2 separate regions of the Homo sapiens genome follow, and region 1 is linked to region 2. Evidence: chromatin loops called from intact Hi-C (ENCODE). Cell type or tissue: breast epithelium. All regions are shown on one strand. Each heading gives the region's core, and the rest is flanking DNA. Links, peaks and the distances in the headings are about the cores only. Region 1 has its middle 13 kb from the start of OVOL2. Region 2 has its middle 33 kb from the start of MGME1.

Region 1 (5,379 bases), core at 295-5,294, 69 kb before region 2:
GTAGCATAATTCTTCATACAAGCACATACACAAATATGATCCCATTTGATTTTCCTAGTGTGATAGTTGATATCAGGTGTTGGCTTGACTGGATTGAAGGATGCCTAGATGGCTGGTAAAGTACTGTTTCTGGGTGTGTCTGTGAGGATGTTGCCAGAGGAGACTGACATTGAGTCAGCTGACTGGGAGAGGAAGAACTCACCCTCAGCATGGGTGGGCACCATCTAATGGGCTGCCAGCAGGGATAAAACAAAGCAGGTGGAGGAAGGTGGGATGAGCTGGCTTGCTGAGGCTTCTGGCTTTCATCTTCCTCCCGTGCTGGATCCTCCCTTCCACTCCTCCTGCCCTTGGACATCAGACTCCAGGTTCCTCCGCCTTTGAACTCTTGGGCACGCACCAGTGATTTGCCAGGGGCTCTCGGGCCTTTGGCCATAGACTGAAGGCTGCACTGTCAGTTTCCCTGCTTTTGAGGCTTTCAGACTGACTGAGCCACTATATCCCTAGAGCTTATCAGTAGCAGAGCCAGGTTTCAAAGCCAAATCACTGGCCTTTCAATGCAATCTCCTTCTCATCCCCCACTCAATCGAATGCTGATCAGGAACATTGGAGGAATACCTGAAGTGAGCCTTCCAGAACAATACAGGCTCTTCATGTCAGTCTAAATAGTCTAGAACCACTGTCCAGTAGAAATACAATGTGAACAGCCAGGCGCAGTGGCTCACACCTGTAACCTCAGCACTTCCGGAGACCAAGGCGGGCGGATGACGAGGTTAGGAGTTTGAGAGCAGCCTGGCTGACATGGTGAAACCCTGTCTCTACTAAAAATACAAAAAATTAGCCTTGGTGGAGGGCGCCTGTAATCCCAGCTAACTGGGAGGCTGAGGCAGGAGAATCACTGGAACCCAGGAAGCAGAGGTTGCAGTGAGCTGAGATTGCACCACTGCACTCCAGCCTGGGTGACAGCATGAGACTCCATCTCAAAAGAAAGGAAGAAGGAGGGAAGGAAGGAAGGGAGGGAGGGAGGGAGGGAGGAAGGGAAGAGAAAAGAAAAGAAAAGAAGGAAGGAAGGGAGGGAGGGAGGAGGGGAGGGAGGGAGGAAGGAAGGAAGGGAGGGAGGGAGGGAGGGAAGGAGGGAGGAGGGGAGGGAGGGAGGAAGGAAGGAAGGGAGGGAGGGAGGGAGGGAGGGAGGGACTATGTGAACCACAGGTGTAATATGAAATCTCCTAGTATCCACATAAAAAGTTTTTTAAAGAGCCACACATGGTGGCATGGCCCTGTAGTCCCAGCTACTAGAGAGGCTGAAACAAGAGGATCCCTTGAGCCTAGGAGCTCGAGGCTGCAGTGAGCTGTGATTGTGCCTGTGAATAGCCACTGGACTCCAACCTGGGCAACATAGTGAGATTCCCATCTCTTAAAAAAATTTAAAATAGGCCAGGCGCGGTGGCTCACGCCTGTAATCCCAGCACTTTGGGAGGCCGAGGCGGGTGGATCATGAGGTCAGGAGATCGAGACCATCCTGGCTAACAAGGTGAAACCCCGTCTCTACTAAAAATACAAAAAATTAGCCGGGCGCGGTGGCGGGCGCCTGTAGTCCCAGCTACTGGGGAGGCTGAGGCAGGAGAATGGCGTGAACCCGGGAAGCGGAGCTTGCAGTGAGCAGAGATTGCGCCACTGCAGTCCGCAGTCCGGCCTGGGCGACAGAGCGAGACTCCGTCTCAAAAAAAAAAAAAAAAAAAAAAAAAATTTAAAATAAATAAAAGTTTAAAACATTGATTTTAATAATATATTTTATTTACCCTGATATATCCAAAACACTATCATTTCAACATGTAAATGAATATACAAACAGTTAATGTTTTACATTATTTTTTTCATATTAAATACTTGGAATCTGGTGTGTATTTTACCCTTATAGCACATCTCATTTCAGACTACCCACCTGTCAAGTGCTCAATAGCCAGTAGCCACATGTAACCAACTGCAGTTCCTATTTGGACAGTGCAAGACTAGAGGCAGATTAGGAATAAATTTAGGACACCAGAAAAGCAGGAGGACAAAGGAGAGGGGCTGAGAAAGAGAGAGAGACAAAGAGAGAGATTCTGCTTTGACGAGTCTAACCAGAACCTTGCAAAATAGCCTAGAAAGTGGAGATTTAAGATAAGCATAGGCTGGGCGCGGTGGCTCACATCTGTAATCCCAGCACTTTGGGAGGCTGAGGCGGGCAGATCACCTAAGGTCAGGAGTTCGAGACCAGCCTGGCCAACATGGTGAAACTCTGTCTCTACTAAAAATACAAAAATTAGCCAGGCGTGGTGGCACACGCCTGTAATAGGGGAGACTGAAGCAGGAGAATTGCTTGAACTCAGGAGGTGGAGGTTGCAGTGAGCTGAGATCGCACCATTGCACTCCAGGCTGGGTGACAAGAGTGAGACTCCATCTAAAAAAAAAAAAAAGACAAGTACCTATTTTGTGGTTTAGCATTGTTTTTATTTTGAATTACAGTGGGGTGGGGACGATGAGACACCATGATCTTGTCCTCAATCAGAAGACAGCTGAAGGTCTTAATGCTGTCCTAGGACACCAATGGCAGAATCGATGACCCAGGATGTGGCAGCAGAACTCACTGTAGCCAGCTGAATCAGAAAAGGAGTGTGTTAAACACTGCTAGGTAGCTCATGGAATCTCGGGAGATGGAGACTCCATCTTGCAAGGAAGCGTCCTGAATCGATGCTCAAATTAAAGTGCAGGCCACTCCTGCGAGGGTGTCTGTTTCAGCCATCTCTGTCCAGGATGCCTGAGTAACTAACTACCATTCTCGCTGAGTACAGGGCTCGACCACCAGGAACCTGGCCACAGCACCCTCCAAGCTTCGGAGGTCTCTCTCCGTCACCCTTGCCCCAGCAGACACTGGCAGCTCGTCTTGGTTCATGTTGTTTATGTTGTTTGTTTTTAACTGGAGTCTATGGGAAAATCCCAGCCATAGAACTTGGGTCACACGCTTGCACTCAGTAGCATGGAGTCTGGGAAAGTAATTTGCAGACTCTGTTGTGAGGAAGTTAACTCATAAGTGGGAAATTGCCCAAGCATAAAGGTGTGCAGCAGGTTCCTATAAGCATGACACATGCCCACTATTCTAACTGATTAGGTTTTCTCTTTTAAAAATTATTGTGACGGCCGGGCGCAGTGGCTCACGCCTATAATCCCAGCACTTTGGGAGGCTGAGCTGGGTGGATCACCTGAGGTCAGGAGTTCGAGACCAGCCTGGCCAAAATAGTGAAACCCTGTCTCTACTAAAAATACAAAAATTAACCCGGTGTGGTGGCGGGTGCCTGTAATCCCAGCTACTTGGGAGCCTGAGGCAGGAGCATCTCTTGAACCCGGGAGGTGGAAGTTGCAGTGAGGCAAGATCATGCCATTGCACTCCAGCCTGGGCAACAGAGTGAGACCTTGTCTCAAAAAAAAAAGAAAAAAAAAATTATTGTGACAATCAACAAAAGGAGAAAGCAACCCATGGAATAGGAGAAAATGTTTGCAAATCATATATTCAGTAAGAGTATACCCCAAATAAATAAGGAAGTCATGCAACTCAATAACAAAAAAAACCCCAAATAACCCAATTTAAAAATGGGCAAAGGACATGAATAGACATTTTTCCAAAGAAGACATACAAACTGGCTTGACAGGTACATGAAAATGTAGTCAATATCACTAATCAGCAGTGTAATGCAAATCAAAACCACCATGAGATATCACCTCACAACTGTTAGGGTGACTATTATCAAAAAGGCAAAAAATAACAAGTGTTGGCAAGGATGTGGAGAAAAGGGAACCCTCAGAAATTGTTGGTGGGAATGTAAATTGGTACAGCCACTGTGGAAAATAGTAGGGAGGTTTCTCAAAAAAATAAAAATAGAACTACCATATGATCCAGCAATCTTACTTCTGGATATATATCCAAAGGAAATGAAATCAGTATCTCAAAGAGATATCCCCACTCCTGTGTTCACTGCAACATTATTCACAGTAGCCAAGATATGGAAACGACTGAAGTGTTCATCCACAGATGAATGGATAAAGAACATGTGTATATATTATATAGTGTATATATATATATTTTTAATTAATTAATTTTTTTTGAGATGGAGTCTCACTCTATCTCCCAGCCTGGAGTGCAATGGAGTGATCTCCACTTACTGCAACCTCTGCCTCCCAGGTTCAAGCCATTCTCCTGCCTCAGCCTCCCGAGTAGCTGGGATTACAGGCATGAGCCACCACTCTTGGCTATATTTTATTTATTATATATAATGTATAATTCCTTTGGATATATACCTTTCTTTTGTGGCTTGTTAATATATAATATATAAATGTAAAATATATATAAAATATGCATATATAATGGGATGTTATTCAGCCTTAAAAAAGAAGGAAATTCTGCCATTTTCTACAACATGGATGAACCTGGAGGACAAGAAGTACAGATATTGCATAATCTCACTTACATGTGGAATCTTAAAAAGTCAAATTCATAGAAGGAGAAAGTAGAAGGGTGGTTACCGGGGGATGGGGTAGGGGAAAAGGGGTGATGTTGGCCAAAGGTTACAAACTTTCAGTAATTAGATGAATAAGCTCTAGAGATCTAATGTACAGCATAGTGACTATAGTAAATAATACTGTATTGTATACTTGAAATTTGCTAATGGATGAGATCTTAAGTATTCTCACCACACACATATATACATACACATGTACCTCTGTGAGGTGATGAATATGTTAATTAGCTTGACTAAAGTAATCATTTCACAATGTATATGTATAGCAAAACATCACCTATACCTTGAATATATACAATTTTTGTCAATTATACCTCAATAAAAATTGTCGTAAAATATATTTTACAGACAAGAGTGTATATTATATATATACACAGTGAAATAATAATAATTATTCTGGCTGGGCACAGTGGCTCATGCCAGTAATCCCAGCACTTTGGGAGGCTGAGGTGGATGGATCACCTGAGGTCAGGAGTTTGAGACCAGCCTGACCAACCTGGTGAAACCCCCGTCTCTACTAAAAATACAAAAACTTAGCCTGTAATCCCAGCTACTTGGGAAGCTGAGATAGGAGAATCGCTTGAACGTGGGAGACAGAGGTTGCAGTGAGCTGAGATCACACCATTACACTCCAGCCTGGGCAACAAGAGCAAAACTCCATCTCAAAATAATAATAATAATAATAATAATTGTTCTTACTTTCCTGGTTTAGAAATCCAACATTACTAGCCTGAAACCACAGCCTCTCTTTGTCTGTCCTTGGGATTTTTGTTGAACTTTCTTGAAAACCCAGCCTGTCTTTGTCTTTCTTTGGGATTTTTGTTGATTT
Region 2 (5,379 bases), core at 157-5,156:
CTTGTGAGCAAGACTCGAGTTCAGGGTTACGTAAGTGTAGTTCACAGTTCACAGTCTCTCCACACATATGGTGGCTGCCTTCCATGATGGGACAGCTGGGACTCCCTGTCAGTTAGAAGTTCTTGGAATTCCTAACCAGGGAGCTGCTTCTTGAGCATTCAGCAAAGAAACCTACCAAAGGAAGGGGCAGAGGCCTCTCGATCAATTCCATGTCCTGGGGTGACACCTGAGCTGCCGTGCAGGGAGTGAGGGCTGCCTGGTTGTCCTGGTGACAAGCTGGAGGTCCTGGAACTGGAAAGCAGTTGGAGAGGCCACCAGTCCTCTCATCTCTAGGCCCTACCACTGGCTGGCTCCTTGATTTTAGAGGCCCCCATGGATGTGGGAGGGATGCCATCACACTGTCATTTGTTCCCCTGGTTAATGAGCTGGTTCTCCCTTCCTCACAGCTCACCTCCTCATGCCTAGCCTCAGGGAATAGCCTTACAATCTGCTCTATTTATTCAGCATTTTACAGACTATGAGGGCTTGTGACATGTAGGCTCACAATTGGTTCTTAAGGGACCCTGTGAGGCAGGCAAGCTGTCATTAACTGCATTTTTCTTGAGAATCCCCAGGCCTCCAAATGTCGACAGGTGAGTTCAAGGTTACACAGCTAGGAGGTGGAAAGTCCCTGAGCCACACCAGGTCTTTGCCCCATGTCCTATATGTGTCTCGAGCTTCATGAAGGGGAAAGTTGTTAAACGGGCGATTTTCTCCCTCTTGTTTCTGGTCTAGCCTCAGCATTTCCTAAACGACTTGAGACAATTTTATGTACTGTGCTGTGCTGCTCTAAATAACATTGGAGTACACCGCAAAAAAGTGTATCCATTTTCTATATTTCTGATTCTGTTTGGAAGAAAATCTCTGTAGATAACACAGCCTTTGTCACTGGCCTTTTGTTCGAATATCTTCCTTTTATAAAAGAGAGAGCAGCCCTCAGATTCTGCTTTTGGAAAGCAGAAGTGAGTTAGAATTACTAGCCCTGGTTTGTGGTTGTTTTTGAAACAGAGTCTCACTCTGTTGCCCAGGCTGGAATGCAGTGGTGCGATCTCAGCTCACTGCAACCTCCACCTCCTGGGTTTAAGCAATTCTTGTGCCTCAGCCTCCCGAGTAGCTGGGATTACAGGTATGTGCCACCATGCCCGACTAATTTTTGTATTTTTAGTAGAGACTATGTTGGCCAGGCTGGTCTCGAACTCCTGACCTCAAGTGATCCACCCACCTCGGCCTCCCAAAGTGCTGGGATTACAGGTGTGAGTCACCACATCCAGCTTTGTTTGTTTGTTTGTTTGTTTGTTTGTTTTTGAGATGGAGTCTCACTCCATTGCCCAAGCTGGAGTGCAGTGGCGTGATCTCGGCTCACTGCAACTTCCACCTCCTGGGTTCAAACGATTCTCCTGCCTCAGCCTCCTGAGTAGCTGGGATTACAGGTGTGTGCCACCACACCTGGCTGATTTTTGTATTTTTAGTAGAGACGGGGGTTTCACCATGTTGGCCACGCTGGTCTCGAACTCTTAACCTCAGGTCATCCACCTGCCTCAGCTCCCAAAGTGCTAGGATTACAGGCATGAGCCACCGTGCCCAGCCGTTTTTTTTTTTTTTGGAGAGACAGGGTTTCCCCATGTTGCCCAGGCTGGTCTCAACCTCCTGAGCTCAAGTGAGTCCCTTGCCTTGAGCTCAAGTGATTCCCTTGCCTTGGGCTCCCAGCGTGCTGGGATTACAGGTGTGAGCCATCATGCTCGGCCACTGCTTTGTGTTTACTGTATTTATTTTACAATAAATAAATGTATTTATTGCCTTCTATTTAGGACAGGTGATAGTCACTTCCCATTGTAGTAGTTAACATGCTTCATGCTTCCTTTTGAAATTAATTTCTTTTTTTTTTTTTTTTTTTTTTTTGAGACAGAGTTTCACTCTTGTTGCCCAGGCTGGAGTTCAATGGTGCTATCTCAGCCCATAGCAACCTCCACCTCCCAGGTTCAAGCAATTCTTCTGCCTCAGCCCCCCGAGTAGCTGGGATTACAGGCATGTGCCACCACTCCTGGCTAATTTTGTATTTTTAGTAGAGATGAGGTTTGTCCATGTTGGTCAGGCTGGTCTCGAACTCCCGACCTCAGGTGATCTGCCTGCCTCGGCCTCCCGAAGTGCTAGGATTACAGGCGTGAGCCACCACACCCAGCCTGAAATTAATTTCTTTAAATAAAAAGAGTGGGGCTGGGCACGGTGGCTCACTCCTGTAATCTCAGCACTTTGGGAGGCTGAGGCAGGCAGATCATGAGGTCATGAGATCGAGACCATCCTGGCTAACATGGTAAAACCCCATCTCTATTAGAAATACAAAAAAATTAGCAGGACATGGTGGTGTGCGCCTGTAGTCCCAGCTACTTAGGAGGCTGAGGCAGGAGAATCACTTGAAACCGGGAGGCAGAGGTTGCAGTGAGCCGAGATTGTGCCACTGCACTCCAGCCTGGCAACAGAGCGAGACTCTGTCTAAAAAAAAAAAAAAAAAAAAAAAAGTGAACCTGTTTAATAGTCTTAAGTGGTGCTCAGATATGGCAAAAACAAAGTTTTTTTGTGGCACAGGAGTGACTGGAGTTTGGGAAATATGAGTTTGCCCAGCAGGGACTGAACTTTTTCATTATGATGATAACAATAAAACAGCTACTACTATGTTATGTGCCAGCTATTTCTAGTCTTTATGAATACCCTATGAAGTAGTTATTATTTTACCCATTTACAGACGAGGACACTGAGGCTCAAAAGCTTTAGATAACTTGCCTGGGTCATGCTGTTAGCATGGTGGGTTGTAAAAATGGGCCCATTGTTCCCTTTCCTGTTCCACAGCCCTTTGCCATGTGAGTTTTTGGCTCCTCTCTGCAAGAGGTGGAATTTATTTCTCTATCCTTTGGTCTTGCCTTGGCCACATGACCTGCTTTGGCAAACGAGACATTAGTCAGCACGGCCCAAGCCGAGGCTTGTGAAATGCTGTGTGCTGGGGCTTGTTCTGCTGCTGTCCGGAATCCTTCTGCTACTGCTGCGTGAATGAGAGCCCAGGTTAGCCCTCTGGAGGATGAGAGTCACCAGGCCCAGGCATCTCCATGGCCCCAGCTGACACCAGGCCAACCCTCAGACATCTAAGTGATGACATCCTAAATCATCTAGCCCTACTTGAGCCAGCACAGACCAGAAATGCTCAGCTTGACCTCAGAATCATGAGAAATAAGTCGTAAACCACTGAATTTGGGGGTGATTTTTATTTACTTGTTTTTGAGACAAGGTCTCACTCTGTCACCCAGACTGGAGTGCTGTGGCACAAACATGACTCACTGCAACCTCTATCTCCCAGGCTCAAGCGATCCTCCCAACTCAGCCTCCCAAGTAGCTGGGACCACAGGCATGTGCCACCACAACCAGCTAGTTTGTTTTATTTTGTTTTTTTCCGTTTTTTCTAGAAGCGAGTCTCACCATGTTGCCCAGGCTGGGTGATTTATTGCACAGCAAAGCTAACTGATAGTGTTAGTGAGGAGAAAAGATGGGGCTGGACCTGGATTTTCTCCCTCCAGCCTTTCCCATGTCAGCAAATAACACACATGCCCTAAACCTACAACTTACCTTCCATTTATACTTCTTCATCACTCATCTCATTCAAACCCTCAGGCAAGGCTCCCAAAATACATCTCGAATCTTCCTTCCCAGCACCTCCTCTGCCATTTCTCTAGGCCAGCCTACCTCTTCTATCATCTAGACTGAGAGTCGGCAGACTTACTCTATAGAAGTCCAGATAGTAAATACTTGAGGCTTTGCAGGCCATACAGCCTCTGTTACCGACTTAACCTGCAGCTACAGAAGGAAAGCAGCCAGAGTCAAAAGCAAATGGGTGATGCTGTGTTCCAGGAAACCTTGACTTACAGACACTGGAATTCGAATCTTTACAATTTTATAAAAATTATATATGCCATAAAAAGACTCTACTTTTGATTTTTTTTCCAAACATTTAAAAATGTAAAAACAACTCTATGCTCACAGACCGTATAAAGACTGTATCAGGCAGCAAGCCGGATTTGGTGGATGAGCCAGTGTGCTGACTCCTATTATAATAGCTCTGTCTATAATAGTCCAGCCAGGCTGTGCTTCAGCACTTGCCTCCTGCATTCTGCTCTCCAAACAATGCTGATCTGCTTCTGCTGCTGCTGCTGCCGCCGCCGCCTCCTCCTCCTCCTCTTCTTCTTCTTTTTCTTCTTCTTCGTCTTTTAAATAATTTTAATTAAATTAGGCCAGGTACGGTGGCTCATGCCTGTAATCCCAGCACTTTGGGAGGCCGAGGCAGGTGGATCGTTTGAGGTCAGGAGTTCGAGACCAGCCTGGTGAAACCCCATCTCTACTAAAAATACAAAAATTAGCCAGGCATGGTGGCGTTGGCATGCACCTGTAATCCCAGCTACTCGGGAGGCTGAGGCAGGAGAATCACTCGAACCTGGGAGGCAGATGTTGCGGTGAGTCGAAGTGGCGCCATTGCATTCCAGCCTAGGCGACAAGAGCAAAACTCCATCTCAAAATAAATAAAATAAAATAGATAAGATAAAATAAAAAAAAATAGAGGTGGAGGTCTCACTATGTTGCCCAGGCTGGTTTCGAACTCCTGGGCTCAAGTGATCTCCTGCCTTGGCCTCCCAAAGTGCTGGGATTACCGGTGAGAGCCACTGCACTTGGCCCCGCTCTTCTTAAAAGGCAATGGAATGGCTTTATTCCCCTGCTTATCCCTGTCTTTCCATCTTAGAGTAAAATCTAAACTCCTTACCATGGCATATTGAGTTTGACATCATCTGGCTCCCCCGCCCACTTCTGCAGCCTGCAATTCCTTTCCTTTCCCCACTGCCTTCTGGCCACCCCTGTGTTCTTATAGCTCCTGTAACATGCTGTTCTTTCCTACCCTGGGGCCTTTGAACATGCTGATCCTTCTGCTGGAATATTCTTCCTGTGGCTCTCTGCAGTGCTGGCCACGTTTCCTCCTTTCCTCCTTCAAGTATCATGTTATGTGTCGCCCCTCAGAGGAGCCCTCTCTGACCACACAATCCAAAGTTGCAATTCTCCTCCTGGCTCAGTGATCCTCTGTTTCTTCATGGCACTGTCAATCTGTAATTTTCATACTAACTTTCTCACTTATTAATTGTTTGCCCTTTCTCTAGACTGTCAGCTCCATGCATTTTGCAAAAAACTAGCACAAGGCAGACATGAATATTCAATAAGACATTTGTCGGGTAAAGGAATGAATTACCACCTATGATGGTCAATCTTAGGTGTCAGCGTAACTGGATTAATGACACCCAGACAGCTGGCGAA

What was found. Peaks named below come from ENCODE experiments on the same cell type or tissue, not always from the same donor. Only the 100,000 strongest peaks of a DNase experiment are listed, where the experiment ranks them.
Region 1: a loop joins it to region 2, with 30 times the contacts of the local background. A loop is called at or near these places in 2 of 110 quality-filtered maps.

The regions. Positions count from the first base shown.
Region 1 is chr20:18,068,095-18,073,473 of GRCh38, reverse strand. No RefSeq gene overlaps it. Among named protein-coding and RNA genes, the nearest start is that of OVOL2, 13 kb to the right of the region's middle. In breast epithelium, for the core only: no CTCF peak of the experiment used is centred there; no DNase peak of the experiment used is centred there.
Region 2 is chr20:17,999,318-18,004,696 of GRCh38, reverse strand. No RefSeq gene overlaps it. Among named protein-coding and RNA genes, the nearest start is that of MGME1, 33 kb to the right of the region's middle. RefSeq lists an enhancer at 4,271-4,772. In breast epithelium, for the core only: no CTCF peak of the experiment used is centred there; a DNase peak (open chromatin) is centred at 3,016; H3K27ac peaks cover 1,320 bases.